Regions from separate parts of the Homo sapiens genome. Here region 1 is linked to region 2. Evidence: chromatin loops called from intact Hi-C (ENCODE). Cell type or tissue: K562. All regions are shown on one strand. Each heading gives the region's core, and the rest is flanking DNA. Links, peaks and the distances in the headings are about the cores only.

Region 1 (10,338 bases), core at 1,081-9,080, 53 kb after region 2:
AGTTTCTGATAAGAAATCTGCTAATGATTTTATTGAGGATTTATTGTATGTGATGAGTCGCATCTCTCTTGCTGCTTCCAAGATTTTATCTTTGGTTTTGGCTTTCAAAAGTTTGATTATACCGTATCTTTGTGTGGATCTCTTTGAGTTCATCTTACTTGGAGTTCATTGAGCTTCTTGGATGTTTATATTCATATCTTTAATCAAACTTTGGAAGTCTTAATCAATGTTTCTTCAAATATTCTGGGTTTTTTTCTCTCTTCTCCTTCTGGGATGGCTAGACTTCTGAGAGAATGCATATGTTTTTCTGCTTGATGGTGTCCCACATGTCCCTTAGGCAGTGTTTACTTTTCTCCAATCTTATTTATGTTCCTCAGACTCAGTAATTTTCATGGTTCTATCTTCAAGTTCATTGAGTCTCTCTTCTGTCTAATCAAATCTGCCTTTGAATCCCTCTAGTGCATTTTTAAATTTTGGTTATTGTACTAATCAATACTACAAAAAGTTCTTGTACTTTCTGGTTTCTTTTTAGGTTTTCCATATCTCTATTGATATTCCCCTTTTGCTTGTACTTGTTTTTTTCACTCTCCACATCTTCCTTTAGTTCTCTGAGCATCTCTAAGACAATTGTTTTAATATATTTGTCTAGTAGGTCTGCCATGAGGACTTTCAGAGCTTCTGTTGACTTTTTTCCTTTGAATGTGCCATATTTTTTCTTTTCTTTGTATGCCTTGTGATTTTTTGGTTGAAAACTAGACATTTTAGTTTAATAATGTGGTAACTCTAGAAACCAGGTTCTCCCCTTTCCTCAGGGTTTACTTTATTTTGTTACTGTTTTTTGTTATTGTTGATGTTTCTTTTTTATTGTTATAGGCTATCTCTGTGCCAAGGACACTTTGCCATCCAAGCCTTCACCTAGAAGTTGCAAGCCTTCAATAGACTCCATGGCTTTAAAATAGTTACAGATTCTGCCAGTACAAGTTTTGGTTAGGTAAGGAAACAGAATCCTAGAGCTTCCTACTCTGCCATCTTCCCAGAATACTTTCCTGGCTAATTATTTCTAAGGGAATAATTTAAGCCCCCAAAGACACCTGGGCCAAGTCTTTCTCTAGAAACTTGATATCTTTTCTGCTTTCTTTCCCTGCTTTTTCTTTTCCACTTAGTTCCACTCCCATCCCCCATCTCACCACCTAATATCCATCAGACTCAGTATGTTCCTCTTCTCCTCCCAACCCCATGTTCAAATACTTTTTTTTTTTTTGAGACTGGCCCAGGCTGGAGTGCAGTGGCACAATCTTGGCTCACCGCAACCTCTGCCTCCCAGGTTCAAGCGATTCTCCTGCCTCAGCCTCCCAAGTAGCTGGGACTACAGGCACCTGCCACCACACCTGGCTATTTTTTGTATTTTTAGTAGAGACGGGGTATCACCATGTTGGCCAGGCTCTTCTCGAACTCCTGACCTCAGGTGATCCACCCACCTCGGCCTCCCAATCAAATTCTTTATCCAAAGCCTTACTTGGTGGGTCATATAATGAACTAAAATTTGGAAAACATTCACATTTGTGGAATGCTTCAGAGTTTTCAAGGCGTCTACATTATCTCATTGGATCCTCTTTTCAGCCCAGTGTGGTTGGTAGATGAGATAGCAGTGTTCAGACAGTTTATGTGACTTGTCCAAGATCAGAGAGAAAGTAACAAAGCCTAAACTGGAATCCAGATCTCCTGACTCCCTATTCACTTATCTTTCCAGTTGCCCTTGTCTCTACAAATCACCAAAAGAAATTGGTTCCTAGAAATAAGGATAATGTAGGGGTGTGCCATCCCCTATCCCACTCTTCTGCACCCATCACCACGAAAACAGACAATGTTTATTGCAGGGCCCCATATTAACCTACTTTCTTCTGCAGAGCCTCTAAGCTCCACATTATCCAGGAAGCAATACATTGTGACTGTTGAAGTCAAAATAAAACATAGCGATGAATCTCTAACTTTAAAGCATTCTATTTTGGAAGCAAGGATTGCAGTTTGAGGCATACACACTAACCAGGTGGTCTTCAGTGTGTCTGAGGAACAGAAAGAAGGTTGGGAGTTTTATTAGAGAAATGTTCTATACTGTTTTGAAAGAAAGCTCATTGGCACTAAAGAATCATTTGGAAAGAAGGGAAAAAAAGAGAAAAAAGAAGCATTTGGGAGCTGGCAAACTCTGATTGGTGAGTGATGGTGGTAGGCAAAACTATTCTTAAAGTCATGTTTCAGCAGCTACTAAACTAGTCTTGGGGTTACAGCAGGCCATTTTAGCAGCTGGGCTTGTGAAAAATTTAATTCATGGAGCAGGTGCTGTGCCCCAAGTGCTTCTTCCCTCCTGGTCCCTAGACTCTGATTTAGTTGGGTATGACAAGAATGACCCAGTTTGTGTGATCAGCTTTCACATAACCTTGTAAATTCTAGTTGATCCAAGGAAAACCAACTAAGTAAGGAGAAGAAAAGAACTGCAGCGTCATAGTTTTTGAGTCTGTGTAAGTACAGCCCTTTGACTGAAATCTGAAAATTATGAGACCAATATTCCTGCAAAAAAAGGTCCCAAAGAGATTTTACTAATAAGGTGGGCTGGGCCTCAGCAATCTGCCCATCAAGAGTTTAGCTTCTCCACCAACTACTCCTTAACTCACCCGGAATTTCTGAAACAAGCTGAATTAGACCCTTCTTTGGCAGGACTTGTTTTTCTAGGTTAACTCAATTAGACTGTTTTATTCCGTCTCTTGGGATCCATTCTGAATTAAATTTTCATTAAACTCTGCCCTTGGAGTATCCTTGATGCAACCACTTCCCTTCCAATCCCTTGTAACCTCAATGTCAACATCAATTCCAATTCTAAAGAATTGGGAGAAATATGGGAAGAACAGACCACAAGACTTCTGGCAACCAGAATGAGTATGAAGGCATGACGTTTGCTTGGCTGAAAGCAAAGAGATGAGGTGGGGAAGCCAGCTCTGGGAGATCCTGGGATCTTTAAAAAATCTCAGAGCAACACGCCTTGCCTCTGCTATCCACGGACAGGAAAGACGCTCTGCTTTGGCGACCCTTAGAGGGGCTAATAGAGGCACAGTCACTTGCACCGTAAATAGGAGGAAACAATTTTCTTTTCTTCTGCCGCCTATAGAGATTCTATTTTCTTCTCTAAGTTTAACTTTTATATGAACTGGGTTGCTAGAGAGCTCCTTTGTAAAATAAAGGATAACCCTTTACCTTTTGCTTCTTTTGTAAAACCTCTCTTGATCTGCTTGCAGCTGCCTTTCAGCTGATGAAACATTTCCTATTTTCACTGTGGATCTGAAAGAACCTTCCTGCCTGTGAGATGTGGTGAAGTTTGAAATAATTTTGTAGTATGATTGGTTGTTTTCTTGTTCTTGTCTTTGAAGTTATAGATGAGCAAGCAGCAAATCTCTACAGCTGCAAGGTGAAAAAGGAAGTTCCTTGGCCTGGGCTCTTTGCGGGAAAGCATGTGAGTTTAGATGGCAACTTTAATCTGCTTTCAGGAGTGAAGCTGCTGCTACTTTGGAAAGTTGAAAGGACTTAACAGTTATCCCTCCTTTCTTGGAAAGTTAAACAGATTTTTTTGATTCACTTTTGTGGGTCAGAGTAGTTAAGAGGAGTTCAGTGTGAAGAAAGCAGTTGATCTTTTGCTAACTAGTGGCTTCTTTCTCTTTACTCTGTGCCTTTTCCATTGCCTAGCAGTAAACGAATAAATAAATATATCTATATGTATATCTAAGAAAGAAGTACTCCTAAATATCGACCCTGACCCCAAAGTCACACTTTAATGCTTCTTTAAATGTCTTCAGAAAGTTGCTTGTGGTTTCAGATTTCTAATAACTCTTACAGAGCAGAATTTAGGATTTAGGGATCAGTCTGCACGTGTAGCATTTGTTCATTTCATATTTATTAGAGATGAAACAGATGACCAAAATTCCATTTATTGCAGACTCTCCTTTTCCTTTGTAAATGTTTGACTTTTCTGAATGGATATCCATATTCACACATTTTAATGCCCATTAAAGGAAGCTCAGGTTAATGTTTTCAATTGTAGGTGAGTTCGCTCTGCTTCAGTGATATGGAACATTTTGTTCTGCTGTTTCCATTGGAGGAGATTAAAGAGGCTAAATGGGATGGCATAGTGAAGTCATTTTTGGTTTCCTTTTTAAAATTTTTATTTTATTTTATTTTATTATTTTTATTTTATTTTATTTATTTACTTATTTATTTTTGAGACGGAGTCTCACTGTCACCCAGGCTGGAGTGCAATGGCATGATCTTGGCTCACTGCAACCTCTGCCTCCTGAGTTCAAACGATTCTCCCACCTCAGGCTCCTGAGTAGCTGGGACAACAGGCACACACCACCACGCCTGGCTAATTTTTGTATTTTTAGTAGAGACAGGGTTCCACTATGTTGGCCAGGCTAGTCTCAAACTCCTGGCCTCAGGTGATCTGCCCACCTCAGCCTCCCAAAGTGCTGGGATTACAGGCGTGAGCCACAGCACCCAGCCAGTCATTTTGGGTTTTCTTTGGTTATTTTGGATGCCTTACTGGGACCCACTCAAAAAACAAACAAACAACAAAACAAAACAAAATGAAAAACACTTTCATAAATGTCTGTCTCAAAACCTTTTCTACTTTCTCCAAATAGAACTAATGCATACATATTCTTAAGATTTGCTCAGCTATATCTCCTTGGTTCTGACTTAATCCTCTTCTGCAGAAAATTTCATCTCACATCAAAGCCTCTTCCCTCCTTCTGCTGTAAAGTTGTTGAGAGCTGTCACAGACTGTCAGCTCAGCTTCAGCTATGCTTAATGAGTGCTTGTGCAGAATGCACCCCAGGTAAAGGAATTCAGAAATCAAAAGACATGATTACTGAGAAGGAGAAAAGGCAGAGAAGTGATTTCTGGAGAGCATAAACAAAACCAATATAGTACCCACTAAGGTCTTTGTTGAGTAATGATAGATAAAACAGCCTAAAGGGAATGATGTCAGGAGATCTAAAACAATCATTTAGCATCGCCTATCAGCATTGTATTCCTTGTACACTGTGGGAATGAACATCTGGGAAGCCTAGACTCTGACCCCTGTTTCAGTGGAACAGGGAGACAGATTTCACACTGACAAACAGCTGCCTGAAGGAGTCTTGTCCTTTTGTCCCTTGAGAAGGGACACAGCCTCAAGTCTTCTCTCAAGTTCTAACTCAGGACCCCTCAGGCAGTCTGGGCCTGCCATATGGTTCTTGGTCTCAAAGAAGAGTTCTGAAGCAGGTTGTCTACAGAAGATTCAAACCACCCATTAAAATATTATTCAATTTGGCATCTGTTAGGCATAACAATTAGACTAGCCAATTCAGTCACAATAGTGAAATCGGTACGTGTATGTAGATACAGCCCAAGAGATCAAATAATTTTAGTGTTGTTAAGAAAAAATTATTCTGAATTTTTTTTTACACAAGGACAATTTTAATCCTGCATTTTCCTGTGGTAACATCCACTGCTGGCTAGCTATGGATTGAAACTGCATTTGCTAAGAACTGTGGAGCACATGTTGATACAGGCACACAGACATCTGCCAGCACCAACAGAATACATATGTAACACATACCAGATAGTCTCGATGGATAAATTTGCTCCACCAGTAATTCTATTTAGTAGAATTCACAGTTAATGCAGAATTTCATTTTTAAATTTTACATCTTTCTAATACTTTACATTTTTCTAATATTGTATTTAAAAAAAAAAAAAAAAAACTGTCTCGCCGGGCGCGGTGGCTCACGCCTGTAATCCCAGCACTTTGGGAGGCCGAGGCGGGTGGATCATGAAGTCAGGAGATCGAGACCATCCTGGCTAACACGATGAAACCCCGTCTCTACTAAAAATACAAAAAAATTAACCGGGCGTGGTGGCGGGCGCCTGTAGTCCCAGCTACTCAGGAGGCTGAGGCAGGAGAATGGCGTGAACCCGGGAAGCGGAGCTTGCAGTGAGCCGAGATTGCGCCACTGCACTCCAGCCTGGGCGACAGAGTGAGACTCCATCTCAAAACAAACAAACAAACAAAAAAACTCTCATTCAAGATCGTAATTTGCATGACAATAAACCATGGTTTTGTGGGCTCTAAGTTTCTTAGAAGTGTCCGCAGCAATTTAGAACAAACACCGCAAGTCTTCCTTCCAATTTGCAGCATCTGATTTAAAGTTTAAATTCATCTAATGCATCATTAAAACTGTCATTTTTACTTCTCTTGTCATTAAAACTTCTCTTGTGAGAAGACATGTTTCACTTGCTATTTCCAGGACTACATCTTGAGCATGGGTGTACAGTATTTTTCATTGGTTAGCAGAATTTTACTCACATAATTTATAGCCAGAATAAGAACCTCTAGCCTCTCTGAATGGCCTTCCACTCAGAACAATGATGATGATTAATGTCTAAAATGTGTCTGAGGTGCCCGCCTTTGACATTACCAAAATGTTTCCAAGTAATCTTAGAAAATATGATTCTTTAAACATATGCGTAATATTCTACCACACAATGTGCCATCACTTGTTTAATCATTTTCCAATTGTTCATTTGTAACATTTGCAATTTTTCATTATAAATAATATTGTGATGAATACTTTCATCCATAAGTTTTACGCAAGGCTGGTTATTTCTTCTAATGTCTTCTAATGTCAAAGAAGTGGCTTACTGTTTCAAACAGCGCACATTCATGGTTTTAAGGCTTTTAGCATACTTTATCAAATAATCTCCAGAATAGCTCGAACAACTCCTACCAACAGTATGTTATTGTGCCCGTAGGGTGGACTTTGTAACAACAAAGCAAATTGAACCACAAATTTATTAGATTCACACCCATCTCAAAACTGTCACATCAATGAAGCAAGGAGACGTATTACTGGTTAGGAAGCCAAATTCAAATTATTTTTAAAAATCACTCAGCTTTAGATCAGTAAAATAATCAACAAAAATGCTCCACATAAAAAGTCTACCGGGTTTTTCAAAAAATAAAAAGACAAAGAGAGAGTCAGGCCGGGCACAGTGGCTCATGCCTGTAATCCCAGCACTTTGGGAGGCCAAGGTGGGCAAATCACGAGGTCAGGAGTTCGAGACCAGCCTGGCAAACATGATGAAACCCCGTCGCTACTAAAAATACAAAAATTAGCTGGGCGTGGTGGCAGGCGCCTGTAATCCCAGCTACTCAGGAGACTGAGGCAGGAGAATCGCTTGAACCTGGGAGGCGGAGGTGGCAGTGAGCTGAGATCATGCCATTGCACTCGAGCCTGGGCGACAGTGTGAGACTCTGTCTCAAAAAAAAAAAAAAAAAGAGAGAGAGACAAAGAGAAAGTCAGTACCAAATGACCAAATTTTATTTTATTTTTTTAGACAGAGTCTCACTCTGTCACCCAGGTTGGAGTGCAATGGCAGATCTCGGCTCACTGCAACCTCCGCCTCCCAGGTTCCAGCGATTCTCAGGCCTCAGCCTCCTGAGTAGCTGGGACTACAGGTGTGCGCCACCATGCCTGGCTAAATTTTGTATTTTTTTTGGTAGAGACGGGGTTTCACCATATTGGCCAGGCTGGTCTCGAACTCCTGACCTCATGATCCACCCGCCTTGGCCTCCCAAAGTGCTGGGATTACAGGCGTGAGCCACCACGCCCAGCAAATGACCAAAATTTTTTATTTGACTAAATTCTATTCATGCATGAGCATGACAGTCTCCCTGTTTATTTGACTTTGGCAATTAAAAAAACAAGCAACCTTGTACAAAACAGTGAAAATGCCAAGGACGAGGGCAGTCTACAGTTTTACTGTAGAATATATATATATTCTACAGTAAATATATATATATGTATATATAAAGGCCTCTCTCCCTTTGGCCATATCAACTCTCAGTTCAGGCCATTAAATACAGACAAATTTTCAAATTCACTTCTTTACTTCTCCAAGATCTTTGATGCTGTCATCATCTACTTCTGGCCATTTTTCTGAATGACATGAATTATGTCATCTGTAAAGTCTCCCCGAATAATTTCATCCTCCCCATTACTGAGGCAGCACAGGAGAATTTTTGAGCAAAAATCTTTGTGCTTCTTTAAGATCAATTTCAAAAGTTGCAAGGCCACACACTCTTGTCACATGTTTCTTCTTTGCTCTAGGAATTTTGGCCTTAGTAAGCTTTTGTGGTATGGTCTTCTTTTTTTGTTTTATTTGGCCTCTTCCACCTCTCTTCTGTTTTTTCTTCTCCTCTTCTTCCCCTGCTGTTCCTTGACCCTCACTAATTCCAGCTTCTTGTTTGGGTGAATTTTCTACAGTAAATTTTGCAAGTTCATTTAGAAAATTCTTCTCTAACCATTGTTTACAATGAGCAACATCAGGCATATATTCACAGTACTCTGTTGGTAATGAACAGACTCCACAATAAAGGACTCGAAGTGGGTAATTGGCATCTAACTTGGCACTGTTCCTTGGGTCTCCTTTGCAATCAGCCCCACTGGATTCAGAAATCTCAGCTCACTGCAACCTCTGCCTCCGGGCTCAAGCAATCCTCCCACCTCAGCCTCCTAGGACCACAGGCACATGCCACCATGCCTGACTAATTTTTTGTATTTTTGGTAGAGATGGGGTTTCGCCATGTTGCCCAGGCTGGTCTTGAACTCCTGACCTCAAGTGATCTGCCCACCTCAGCCTCCCAAAGTGCTGGGATTACAGGCGTGAGCCCCTGTGCCGGGCCTTCATCTTTTATATTTTTTAAAATTGCAGATAAACTTGAAGCTCCCTTTACTGATTAACTCCAATTCCCACAACTCTTCTATTTATTTCTTTTCCTCTGTACTTTTCTCCTCTCTCCTTTCCTTTTCTGCCTGTTTTATACTCCTCTCTTTAATTTAAAAACCTAGTGAGTTTAACATTTTATGTTTTTAGTTTTTTTTGTTTTAGTTGTCATTGTTGTTGGTTTTTGTTTTTTTGTTTTTTGTTTTTTGTTTTAGACAGGGTCTCACTCTATCACCCAGGCTGGAGTGCAGTGGCATGATCATGGCTCACCACAGCCTCAACCTCCCAGGCTTAGGTGATCCACCTGCCTCATGCTTTCAAGTAGCTGGGACTACAGGCATGAGCCAATGTAGCCCGTTGTGTTTAACATTGTATATGCCTCTCTCCTAAATAGCTATTTTTAGAAAAGACTGATTTAAATTGATATTTGCCTCACATGGTCCTCAATTGAAACAGGTTTCCATCTTATTACGAAAGCTATGATTATTACATTATATGATGCTTTTTTTTTTTTTTTTTTGAGACAGAGTCTCCTTCTGTTGCCCAGGCTGGAGTGCAATGGTGTGATCTCGGCTCACTGCAACCTCCGCCTCCCGGGTTCAAGCGATTCTCCTGCCTCAGCCTCCCGAGTAGCTGGGATTACAGGCACATGCCACCACGCCCAGCTAATTTTTGTATTTTTGTAGAGACGAGGTTTCATCATGTTAGTCAGGCTGTCTTGAACTCCTGACCTCGTGATCCACCCACCTCAGCCTCCCAAAGTGCTAGGACTACAGGCATGAGTCACTGTACCCTGCTGATGCTTTTTCTTATATGACTTTTTTTTTTGAGACATGGTCTCATTCTGTTCCCCAAACTGGAATGCAGTGGCACAAACACAGCTCACTGCAGCCTTGATCTCCTAGACTCAAGTGATCCTCCTGCCTCAGCCTCCCAAGATAGCTGAAACTACCATGCCCAGCTAATTTTTTAAATTTTTGTGGAGATGAGGTCTTGCCGTGTTGCCCAGGCTGGTCTCAAACTCCTGGTCTCAAGCAATCTTCCTGACTCCACCTGCCAAAGTGCTGGGATTACAGGCATGAGCCATGGTGCCCTGTCTTGTATGACTTTTAAATTGCCCCTGAAGGCCGGGCGCAGTGGCACATGCGTGTAATCCCAGCACTTTGGAAGGCCAAGGAGGGCAGATCGCCTGAGATCAAGAGTTCGAGACCAGCCTGGCCAACATGGTGAAACACTGTCGCTACTAAAAATAGAAAAATTAGCCTGGCATGGTGATGGGCGCCTGTAATCCCAGCTACTCAGGAGGCTGAGGCAGAAGAATCGCTTGAACCCGGGAGGTGAAGGTTGCAGTGAGCCAAGATCGCACCACTGCACTCCAGCCTGGTGACAGAGCAAGACTCCATCTAAAAAAAAAAAAATTGCCTCTGAAGGTATGTCTAGAATTCAAAGATATTTTAAGCTACTTGCAGCATTAGAATGAACTTATGACATCTCAATATTACAACTTTGGGGAAAAACATTCTACTG
Region 2 (10,338 bases), core at 1,642-9,641:
AAAAAATGAAGAGAAAAAGAAAATAATGGCTGGTGGCACACTGTTGTCTTAACCCACTCCATGGAGGGAATCAGTGAGGAAGAGTCTCACTTTCTGGTAACTAGGGATGGCTTTAGGAATAAAACTATCTATTCCAGCCCTTATTCTAACCAGCTATCCTACTAACAACACATTCCTAAGCTAGTCTTCCAATGCAATGATAACTTTCTAAAAGATAATGAAAGCCCATAGATAAAAGTTATATGAACAAAGCCCGGTATATAGAAAAGATAGTGCTCGGCCGGGCGCGGTGGCTCACGCCTGTAATCCCAGCACTTTGGGAGGCCGAGGCGGGCGGATCAGGAGGTCAGGAGATCGAGACCATCCTGGCTAACACGGTGAAACCCCGTCTCTACTAAAAATACAAAAAATTAGCCGGGCGTGGTAGCGGGCGCCTGTAGTCCCAGCTACTCGAGAGGCTGAGGCAGGAGAATGGCGTGAACCTGGGAGGCGGAGCTTGCAGTGAGCCGAGATCGCGCCACTGCACTCCAGCCTGGGCGACAGAGCGAGACTCCGTCTCAAAAAAAAAAAAAAAAAAAGATAGTGCTCAGCTTTGGTTTCTTCTCGGTTCTTTTGGTCAGTCCGGATCTTGCTCATCAACAATTTTAAGTTCCATTTTTTCCTTCAGTTTCATGTCCTTTGATACTGAATCAATTCAATTTGATTTAATGAACAACTTCAACATGCAAAGCAATATGTACTTAAGAGAATAAACGTGAAGAAGAGACGATTCCTGCTTCAAAAGTTGATAGTCACGTAAATTATTATCCATAATATAGATCTGGAAATGTCATGTTCTTGTGACAACTACTTATGCTCTTAAGAGCCGTATATAAAAGCCATGTATATATGTGGCTGAGCTTATTCCACCCCATACTGTAAGATTAAAATCATTGCCATCTTCAAGGTTCTGGGCTGGGCTATGTTAACAAGGAGTTCTGGTCGTGCCTACTGAGAGACTTGTCCCAGAAATGAACATTGCAAGCATTCTTGAAGTCAAAGAATCACTTGGTCTTATCATTACAACCTAGGATTTGAGGAAGAGAAACACCAATCCCTGTGACTATCTACAGTATCCACCCCACGTCCTTTCTAGAGTTGCCCGAGTAATATATTCTTCAACCCAAGCCTCATCCTGTCTACTAAGCAAGAGGTAAGGCAGGTAAACAGATTTCCTCTAAAATGTAGAGGGTAGAATTAAGGGAAGTGAAATTCATTGAGCATCTACCATGTACTATACATATCGTAGCTTGTTTAAAGCTCACATTAGCACTGTAGAGTAAGTCTCATTGCCCGCATTTTACATCTTAGGAAAGTGAGGCCAAAAGAGGTTAAATAACTTGTCTGAGGTCACGGCTAGTAAGTGGCAAAGCCATGATTCAGGCTTGGAGATTGGTAGCAGATGGAGTTCTAGTTCAGAAAATTTTTTGGATGCTGGCTCTACCAGAGCTTTAACACGGCTAAAAGACATTTCAGATTATCAAAGTGCTCCAAAGCCATGGGCAGGAGGCCCCCACACAGCAAGCTCTACTCCAGGGAACTTCAGACTCTGCCTGAAATTCAGTTGCACCAAATGCCTTTAGTCTCCACAATTTAATTTTTGCACCGTAATTTCAGGCTGCTCCTGATTAGAAATGTGATAGCTCAGGTGCCATAAGCAAAAGAACTCACACCAAGGAAACCCTTGCTGAGTTGTCAGCACCCTGGGTGGTAGGAGTCCTGAGAGACAGAAGGTCATGGAGCAGGAAAATATAGAGTCCTCTTAGACATGAAAGCACTGAAGATCTGGGAAGCCAGGCAGAGTGGTCAGAGGGATCGCCCCACAGCTGGAAGTCATTAATAGTCCGGGGTTGCATAAAAAGCAATGTGAAGGGAGTGAACAGCTTTGGTCAGGCTACCAAAGTCGCTGGTAGCCTGGACCCTGAGTTCACCGATCCTTCCTACTCAGTAATATCTACAGGTAAGTCCAAAGGGAAATTGCTTTGGGAATCTGACAATTTAACTCTGCTCTGCTGATACAAGGATGTCATCACCAAAGCTGGAAAGAAAATGGGCCACTGATGGTGACATGATTTAATAATGAGGCCAGTTCTCATTTTTCTATTGGGAGCTTGGTAAGAATTCTCTAGACAGTAGACAATCCACAATTCACTTATATTTGACTTTGGAATTTGGGGTAGCTTTGGCAGCAGTAGGTTGTTTTTGTTTTGTTTTGTTTTGTTTTTGTTTTTGAGATGGAGTCTCGCTCTGTTGCCAGGCTGGAGTGCAGTGGTGCGATCTTGGCTCACTGCAACCTTCACCTCCTGGGTTCAAGCGATTCTCCTGCCTCAGCCTCCTGAGTAGCTGGGACTACAGGTGCGTGCCACCACACCTGGTGGCACCTAGTATTTTTACTAGAGACGGGGTTTCACCGTGTTACCCAGGATGGTCTCGATCTCCTGACCTCATGATCCGAAGCAGTAGGATTTAACTTCCTGATTATGTTTAACTTGGGTTGAAAACTGAAATAATTAGTAGTCTTTGGGAATGCCCTGATTGATCAATGAGGCACAAAGGAGAACCAATCAATCAGTCACTTAGAACTTGCCATCAGTGATCCACAAAGGGGTGTGAGAGTCATAAATAAATAATTCTGGTGGTAGTCCTAAATTGGTTCTTTTTTTTGTATTTGGTCATAGCACTAAACTAGGCTGGGAAGAAAGATTCTCGGGGCAGAATTCTGAAATCTTTGCCTTAGCTGTGTAACTGTTCAGAGAGGAATTTCTTTTCAACTTGTCTTTTCCTTTGGCCTCTAAAGTTCTTCTCAGAGAAAAAATCAATCCCCTGCTCCAGGCTAGGGCCAAGTGTGTAAGGTTTGTCAGTTTAATCTCTGTCCACAAGCCTAATCACTTTAAGCTGGCCTGTCCTGGGGCTGAGAATCTACTGACGGTGTTTTCGTCTTTCTCTTAGGAGGATCGTGAATTTCCTAAACTGTCTTTGAGAGACTCAGATATTTTATTTTATAAATGGCAGTGACAGATGTTATGTATCCATTGCTAATGTTATCTGTACAAAATCAAGAAGATATATTACAGTGGATACAAACCTAGAGTGCCTTTTGGATATGGCAGGTGAGGAGTGTTCCTTGATGGTTTGTTTTCAGTTCAGTGCAAGACACTCCTGAAGCACATCACTTACTATAAATGACCTTTAAGAGGAAAAGATACTTTGGAGTTACTCTATCACTTGAAAATGGGGCAGGACCATTACAAGAGTAAATATAGTTATTTATGAAAAGCCAGATCTCCAAGTCCAAAAGGAGAGAAATAACTATTATTCATATAGTTCAGTCCTTAGAACCAATTCTCCTCTGCTGTGTATGGCATTTCCACATCTTGTTTAGACTTCAGGCTGAGCCTGTAATTGTTTGGCTGTGGGAAATGAGGGAGTGTATTTCAGAAAACCCATCTTCCCCTCGCACTTCCAGGGTCCTATTCAGATCGACTTGTTCTGCTACCATTTTACCCATACCCAGCATCCCGATATTTATTGAGCATATTTATGTGTGCCATTCTATCCTAGTTCCCAAAGGGGATACAAAAACGAAATTATACGCAAGATGGTAGAGCATTTACACAAAATCGTAAAGGAGGTGAAGTTGGCCAGTTTAGTTTTTTCAGTTTACTTGGGGAACTCATTAGCCTGCTTTCAGCCCTTTTGTCTCCGAAAGCTTAGAACATGTACTGCTGGTGGTATGTGAGATGGTTTAAGTTAAACAGAAGATGACTTTAGGCGGTAGATGGACAAGCATAAGATTATCACATCATGGAAAAGTAATTTCCTTTTTAATTTGCTTTCAAGCCTGGATTCATCTAGAAGAAAGTCTCAGTGGGGGTTGATGTGTCATTAACATATTCCAAAACTTATTCCCTTTTAACATATTCCTTTTTAATCAAGAAAATAGACCTCAGAACTGGAGTGCTCTCCTGGTAACAGTAGTTATTTAGAATTTATTGACATTGTATTATTAATTTTTTCTAGGATTATATTCTGTTTATGAAAAATGACAGTAACATGCTATAAATTTTCCAATTTACACGAATGTATTTAAGCTTTGAAAAAGTTATTAGTTGATTTAAAGAAAAATATTGAGTAAATAATAATATAGCTGGGTTGGAGATATGGTTGAAATCCTGACATTGCTATTCAAATGACTGAAGTTTGGGAGACACTTCTTTCCCCCACCCGGAGCCCAAACAAAATTACTATTTGTGACCCATTCCTGCCCTCTGCTTTACCTAAACCAATTCAGGATCATGATAATGACCAATAATATAATAAGAACCATACTTCTCCCTATAAGCATTATGATAGGGCTCTGAGATCTTTAACCTAAAGAGTCATTTTAATGGTAGAAATTTCTAAAAAGACAGGATAATATATTTGTAGTAGATGAAACTGTCACAATAATGACACTATCGAGTGCTGTCATTTAGACTTTTTGAGTATTCTCTAATTCTCACAACGACCGTGAGGCATTTTTCAGATGAGAAAACTGAGGTTCAGGGAGGTTAAACAAAACCTCAAGCAATAAGGAGCAGAGCCACGGTCTGGTGCCTAGAACTTCTGGCCATGTGGGTAGCTTAACTGCTCCCCCTAAGGTTTGTTTTCTTTTTTTTGAGATGGAGTTTTGCTCTTGTTGCCCAGGCTGGAGTGCAGTGGCGTGATCTCGGCTCACCGCAACCTCTACCTCCCGGGTTCAAGTGATTCTCCTGCCTCAGCCTCCTGAGTAGCTGGGATTATAGGCATGCACCACCACGCCCGGCTAATTTTGTATTTTTAGTAGAGACGGGGTTTCTCCATGTTGGTCAGGCTGGTCTCAAACTCCCAACCTCATGTGATCCGCCCACCTCGGCCACCCAAAGTGCTGGGATTACAGGCATGAGCCACCACACCTGGCCCTGCTCCCCCTAAGTATTAGGCAAACCCTGGAGAAGCCACACGGATGAACAGCCTGAGGAACTCAAGGGAGCATGTGAATAGGTGCACAATAACACATTATAACACAGGGAAACTCTGAAATACTATGGGAGGAAGTACGTTCAGAGTAGGTGAGACCAACTGAAGGAAGTGGGGACTCTACCAAAGGAGTCACCTCATTGCATTTATCTCTGCCTTGCATTCTACCCCTCTGCCTTACAGACCTCCTTGTAGGGCCAGGTCAGGCTTCATGTCTCCCACCAACCCCAGTCACTCAGAAAGGAGCAAGTACTCTGGTTGCCATATTTCTGTCTCTGGAAAGGATGCCTGTCTTCCCAGTTGGGAAGACCATTCCTCAGCTCGGTCCGGTGGACTGCTGCCTGTAGGACATGCAGAGGCAGGCAGGCTGCATCTGCTTCTGGAGATAAGCTCCCGCTGCAGAGCTTTTGTCAGGTTGGCCACTGTCCCGCAACAGCCTTTCTAACCCAGCGCCATGGACCAGCTATGCTCTTCACCAATAGCCTAGGCAAGAGCTTCAAGTGCTCTTAGGAGTCATTCCGTGTGATGCTAACCTGGGGCTTCAAGCCTACCATTGGGAATCACTATCCCTTGTGACACTGTGTCCAGGCCCCACCTCCTGCCTGTCCGATAGATTGGATTTCTTGCAGTGTTGGCATCATCCCAGTCACACCTCGTTTTACCAGGTATTTTATAGAACCTCCCAGATGAGAATTAAGATAATGAGTATGAAAGATAATGAGTATGATAATGAGTTGAGAAATTCCAAAGCCCCAGAAAAATACATAAGATGATATCACCAAACCTTTCCGCCCACTCTAGAGTGTAGTCCTTGGAACTCAGCCCTTGTCACTATTCCCATTTTCCCTGGGTGATCTCATCTGTTCCCCTGGTTTTAATTACTACGTATATGATAATAACACTCCTATCTGCATGTCTAGTTTAGATCTCTCTCCTGACCTTTAGATTTTTATTTTGACAGATTCCTAGATATCTATATTTCAGTGTATTCCACAGATACTTCAGAGTAAACAGAACTCACCCCCTTCCTCACTAAGGCTTCCTCTTCCTTCGGAATTCTGTATCTCATCAAGGTTTCTGATGAGTCTCCAAAGAGCTCCAGCCGGAAGAAACACACACATCCCATGCAGTCTTTTCTCCATACCAAGTGCAGAGCTGAGCTCTGGTGTGGCCACCGGGAGGCAGTGCAGACTTGAGGATGTGTTTCGCAGCAAGGCTTCAGGAGCCCCAATCCTGAGCAATCCCAGTCCTGCATGCAACTTCTGCCCAGCTTCCTTTCCTCTCTTTTTCAGGGAATGTCTTTGTCTGAGTCCACCATTGACTCAGGCTCCTATTGAATTGGTAAGGGAGGGACTGGAATGGGGCCCAAGTGCAAAGCTCCTTCACAGAGCAGCATGCACCCCCATATGCACATATCCTGGAACACTGCCTGCCTTCAGCTCCTGAGAGGCACAGTTCAACAAATCAAGCTGGAGGCTTCTTTGAGCCAGGAAACCTAAAAGACTTTAAAGGAAAGTGTGGAGCCTGGTGTTAAACAGGTATTACTTTGTTCCCTGACATACAGGTGGTGGAAATGTCACATTTCTTTAATTTTCTAAATTAAATACCCTTGGCTTCCATCCAACAATGAGTAGCAAATCCAATCTTGGTCCTTTATCAGGAGCTTACACATACTGGGGGGAAGATGTCTCTTAGATGAGGGTGCCTGTCACCCCTGGCGCTCTTTGCCCAAAACAATTCTACGACCCTTTCTCCAGGTTTCTCTATGGCATGAAGACCTCTGCTGAGGCTCGGGATCAGCAGTGCCTTTGCTTACCTCCCTGAGCACACTGTCATCCCCATTGAAGGCCCTCTGGTCCCAGCGGTCTGTGGGAGGCCTGGAGCAGGACCTGGCCACAAAAGGAGGCTGCAGTGCTCCTCAGCACCATGCCTCAAAGCCAGGCTCAGGAAATTCTCCTCTGCCCTCTTCTAATTCTACAAATCCTTCCTCCTCTCAGACAAAACAGTTTTATTGCCTCTAAGACTGGGTTAATTTTTTAAAACAAAAGCTTGTTGATTTCTTTCTTCGCTTTATTTCCTTCCCTCCCTTCCTTCCCTCCCTCTTTCTTTCCTTCCTTCCTCTCTCTCTCTCTTTTTTTTTTTTTTTTTTGACAGAGTTTCACTCTTGCTATCCAGGCTGGAGAGCAATGGCACAATCTCAGCTCACTGCAACCTCTGCCTCCCAGGTTCAAACGATTCTCCTGCTTCAGCCTCCTGAGTAGCTGGGATTACAGGTGCCCACCACCATGCCCAGCTAATTTTTTCTATTTTTAATAGAGACGGGGTTTCACCATGTTGGCCAGGCTGGTCTCAAATCCCTGACCTCAGGTAATCCACCTGCCTCGGCCTCCCAGAGTGTTGGGATTACAGGCGTGAGCCACTGTGCCTGGCCTGATTTCTTTCTTTTTTTTTCTTTTTTGGAGATGGAGTTTCGCTCTTGTTGCCCATGGTGCAATGGCCCGATCTCGGCTCACCACAACCTCTGCCTCCCAGATTCAAGTGATTCTTCTGCCTCAGCCTCCCAAGTTGCTGGGATTACAGGCATGAGCCACCAAGCCCAGGTAATTTTGTATTTTTAGTAGAGACGGAGTTTCTCCATGTTGGCTGGTCTCAAGCCCCCGACCTTAGGTGATCCACCCACCTTGGCCTCCCAAAGTGCTGGGATTACAGGCATGAGCCACTGCTCCTGGCCTCTTTCTTTTTTGAAACAGCGTCTCGCTCTCTTGCCGAAGCTGGAGTGCAGTGGTGTGATCATAGCTCACTCCTAGGCTCAAGTGCTCCTCCTGCCTCAACCTCCTGAGATTATAGACATGAGCCACCACACGCAGCTCAATTTCTTTTCTTTGTTTCTTTCTCTTTTTCCTTTCCTTTTTTTTCTTCTTCTTTTTTTTTTTTTCCTGAGATGAGAGAAAGCCTGATCTCCAGAACAAAAAGCCCTGGTTACCCTTTGGGATTGGGAGTGTGGAGGAAGATAGGAATGGTCTATTCTTTTGTGAAGAACAGAAATGGCAGACACTACAGAAAATCAGTCAATTTCTCAACCAGGTTACCCTCCCTGCACTAAAGTGGTGCTTACCTCATACCTTGTTGCCAAAGTTTGGGGCCTGCCTCAGATTGGTGATGCATCAGATTGGAAGTAAGCAGCAAACTTGGATCCCCCAAGCTTTAAAACATTTAAAAAAATTTTATGGATACATAATAGTTGCACATTTTATAAGGTGCATGTGATATTTTCATACATGCATAAAATATATAATGATCAACTCAGGATAATTGGGATATCCATCACCTCAAGCGTTTATCATTGTGTTAGGAATACTCCAACTCTACGCTTTTATTTTGAAATATGTAATAAATTATTGTTAACTATAGTTGCCCTTTTGTGCTACCCAACACTAGATCTTATTCCTTGTATCTAACTGTATTTTTGTACCCATTAACCAACCCCTCTCTTTATCTATCTGTATAGTCGACAACTTCCAGCTTCTCCAGAAGTGGCAAATAACTTTCCAACTGGGTATCCACACAGAAATATGTGAGCATGCTTACATGGCATGTGCTGCCCCACCTCCCCCTGTGAGGAGCTTGGTTACAGCTACAGCATTTCTACAACCTCTTTAAACCAACTTTGTAGTATCCGGCAGCAAAGTATCATTCCCTGACATTCGAGTCATTGAGTCTCTGAAGACTTGGAAAAGGGATAATAAGCCAAATCATTCAGGAACCAGGGGGTCCCAGAGAGGTATGTAATAAATTTCATCCAGATGTTGGAATTGGCCTTTTTTTCTTCCATCTTTTTTTTTTTCCAGTTACATTAAAAACCAAACACATTGTTGTTATCTTATCAAGCAAGGTGGGAAGAACATTTTTTCCTTTATTTCTAGGTAAGCCTGCACAAAGGATTGAAAGGGCTAACAGCATATGGGTAATACAGGATCTGCATTATTGGACATCTGAATTATTGGAGAGTACTTTGTACATGACAGAATTATCCAGATAGGTAAATGGTGTTGCAAACACTTCACCAAAATCCAACTAGAGACCTCTAAGTTCATTTTAATGTACAGCTTCCAAACTGTTTATCTGCAGTGTAGGCAGCCCAGTCTGTTTTAAAATCCTTCTAGGAAACTATGGCCGTGCAAATCAGTCCAACAAATAGCCAAATGTGCATGTTACTCTGTTAGAAAGGGAAAAGTAGATGCAGGCATAAGTGCAAATTTTTATCTCATGGCATCCGAGGAACCTAAATGTCTGGACAGCTTTGTTGTGCCATGTGGCTGACAACCAGGTTATTAGATAACTCACAAAACTCTTCTCCAGCAGCCCAGAGTTTCCTGAGGTTACCTCTTCCCATGGGACTAGAATGAAGAAAAAAGAAAAACAGATATCCCCAAGCTGCAGCCACATTTAATGTCCCCTTTACCCCACAATTGAACTCCTGCTCCCTGGAGGAAAACCCTAAATAAATATACCAGTGGCAGCAGAGAGGGATTATTTTTGATAGTGGCTGCTCCTGACTCCAAGCTGTGGGCACTGAACTAGAAAGCAGTGCTGAGAGAGAGAACCAGGAATAAATGACACTGGGAAATGGGAAACCCAGAGAAGAAAAAAATCTTACTTTCTTCCCCTGAAAAAGATGCACTTTGCAAGGTTCATCTTTTCATCTTTTAATCTGGTGAGTCTCGAAATTTTTAGTCTTTAGACTACTTAAGCAGAACAAGAGTCTCACCTATTTACTAGATTAAATAAACAAGCAAGCAAACAAAAAACACCCTTGAGGTGTTTTTGCTGAATCCCTTGTGATTATTTATAGCTCCTTTCAAAAATATTTGCTTTGGTGCATTTAAATTTTATTTCAAATCTGCAGTGGAAAATCTGTTTCAAAGGAAAAAAAAAAAAAAGAAAGAACCACCCAACACGCTTGCATTTCGACTCAGCCCGCTGAACGCCTGGAAGAAATTTTGCAGACCCACCAGAGATCCCCAGATTCCACTTGTAAAACCATTGATCTAAAAACTACGTCTTGACTTCAGAACACTTCTTTTGATCTGGAATTATCTATTATTGACCACAGAGAGCAGCCACTGACGATTTCCTGGAACAGGGCCCTGTATAGAGAGAGGTGAGCTCCAGGGAGGGAAGAAGAAATTTCTTTCGCTTTCTGAGCGGGTGCTTTGGTACAGTACAATATCTATGCTATAGTAATATATCTATGGGCTTGACTTCTTCTTCTCCTCGTTTTCCTCTTTCTCCATCCCCCTC

Evidence for each region. Peaks named below come from ENCODE experiments on the same cell type or tissue, not always from the same donor. Only the 100,000 strongest peaks of a DNase experiment are listed, where the experiment ranks them.
Region 1: it touches region 2 in a loop (2.3-fold over the local background); 9 of 110 quality-filtered maps call a loop at or near these places.

What each region holds. Positions count from the first base shown.
Region 1 is chr20:34,237,988-34,248,325 of GRCh38, forward strand. ASIP (agouti signaling protein) reads left to right here and starts at 3,436. Exons shown (of 4, transcript NM_001672.3): 1 at 3,436-3,502. It also overlaps a transcript of AHCY not described here and the pseudogene DENRP1. RefSeq lists enhancers at 3,235-3,304, 3,325-3,474, 4,528-5,029. In K562, for the core only: no CTCF peak of the experiment used is centred there; no DNase peak of the experiment used is centred there; H3K27me3 peaks cover 324 bases.
Region 2 is chr20:34,184,563-34,194,900 of GRCh38, forward strand. It overlaps a transcript of ASIP not described here. Among named protein-coding and RNA genes, the nearest start is that of ASIP, 52 kb to the right of the region's middle. In K562, for the core only: a CTCF peak has its summit at 6,218 (motif pointing right); DNase peaks (open chromatin) are centred at 5,179, 5,439 and 6,219.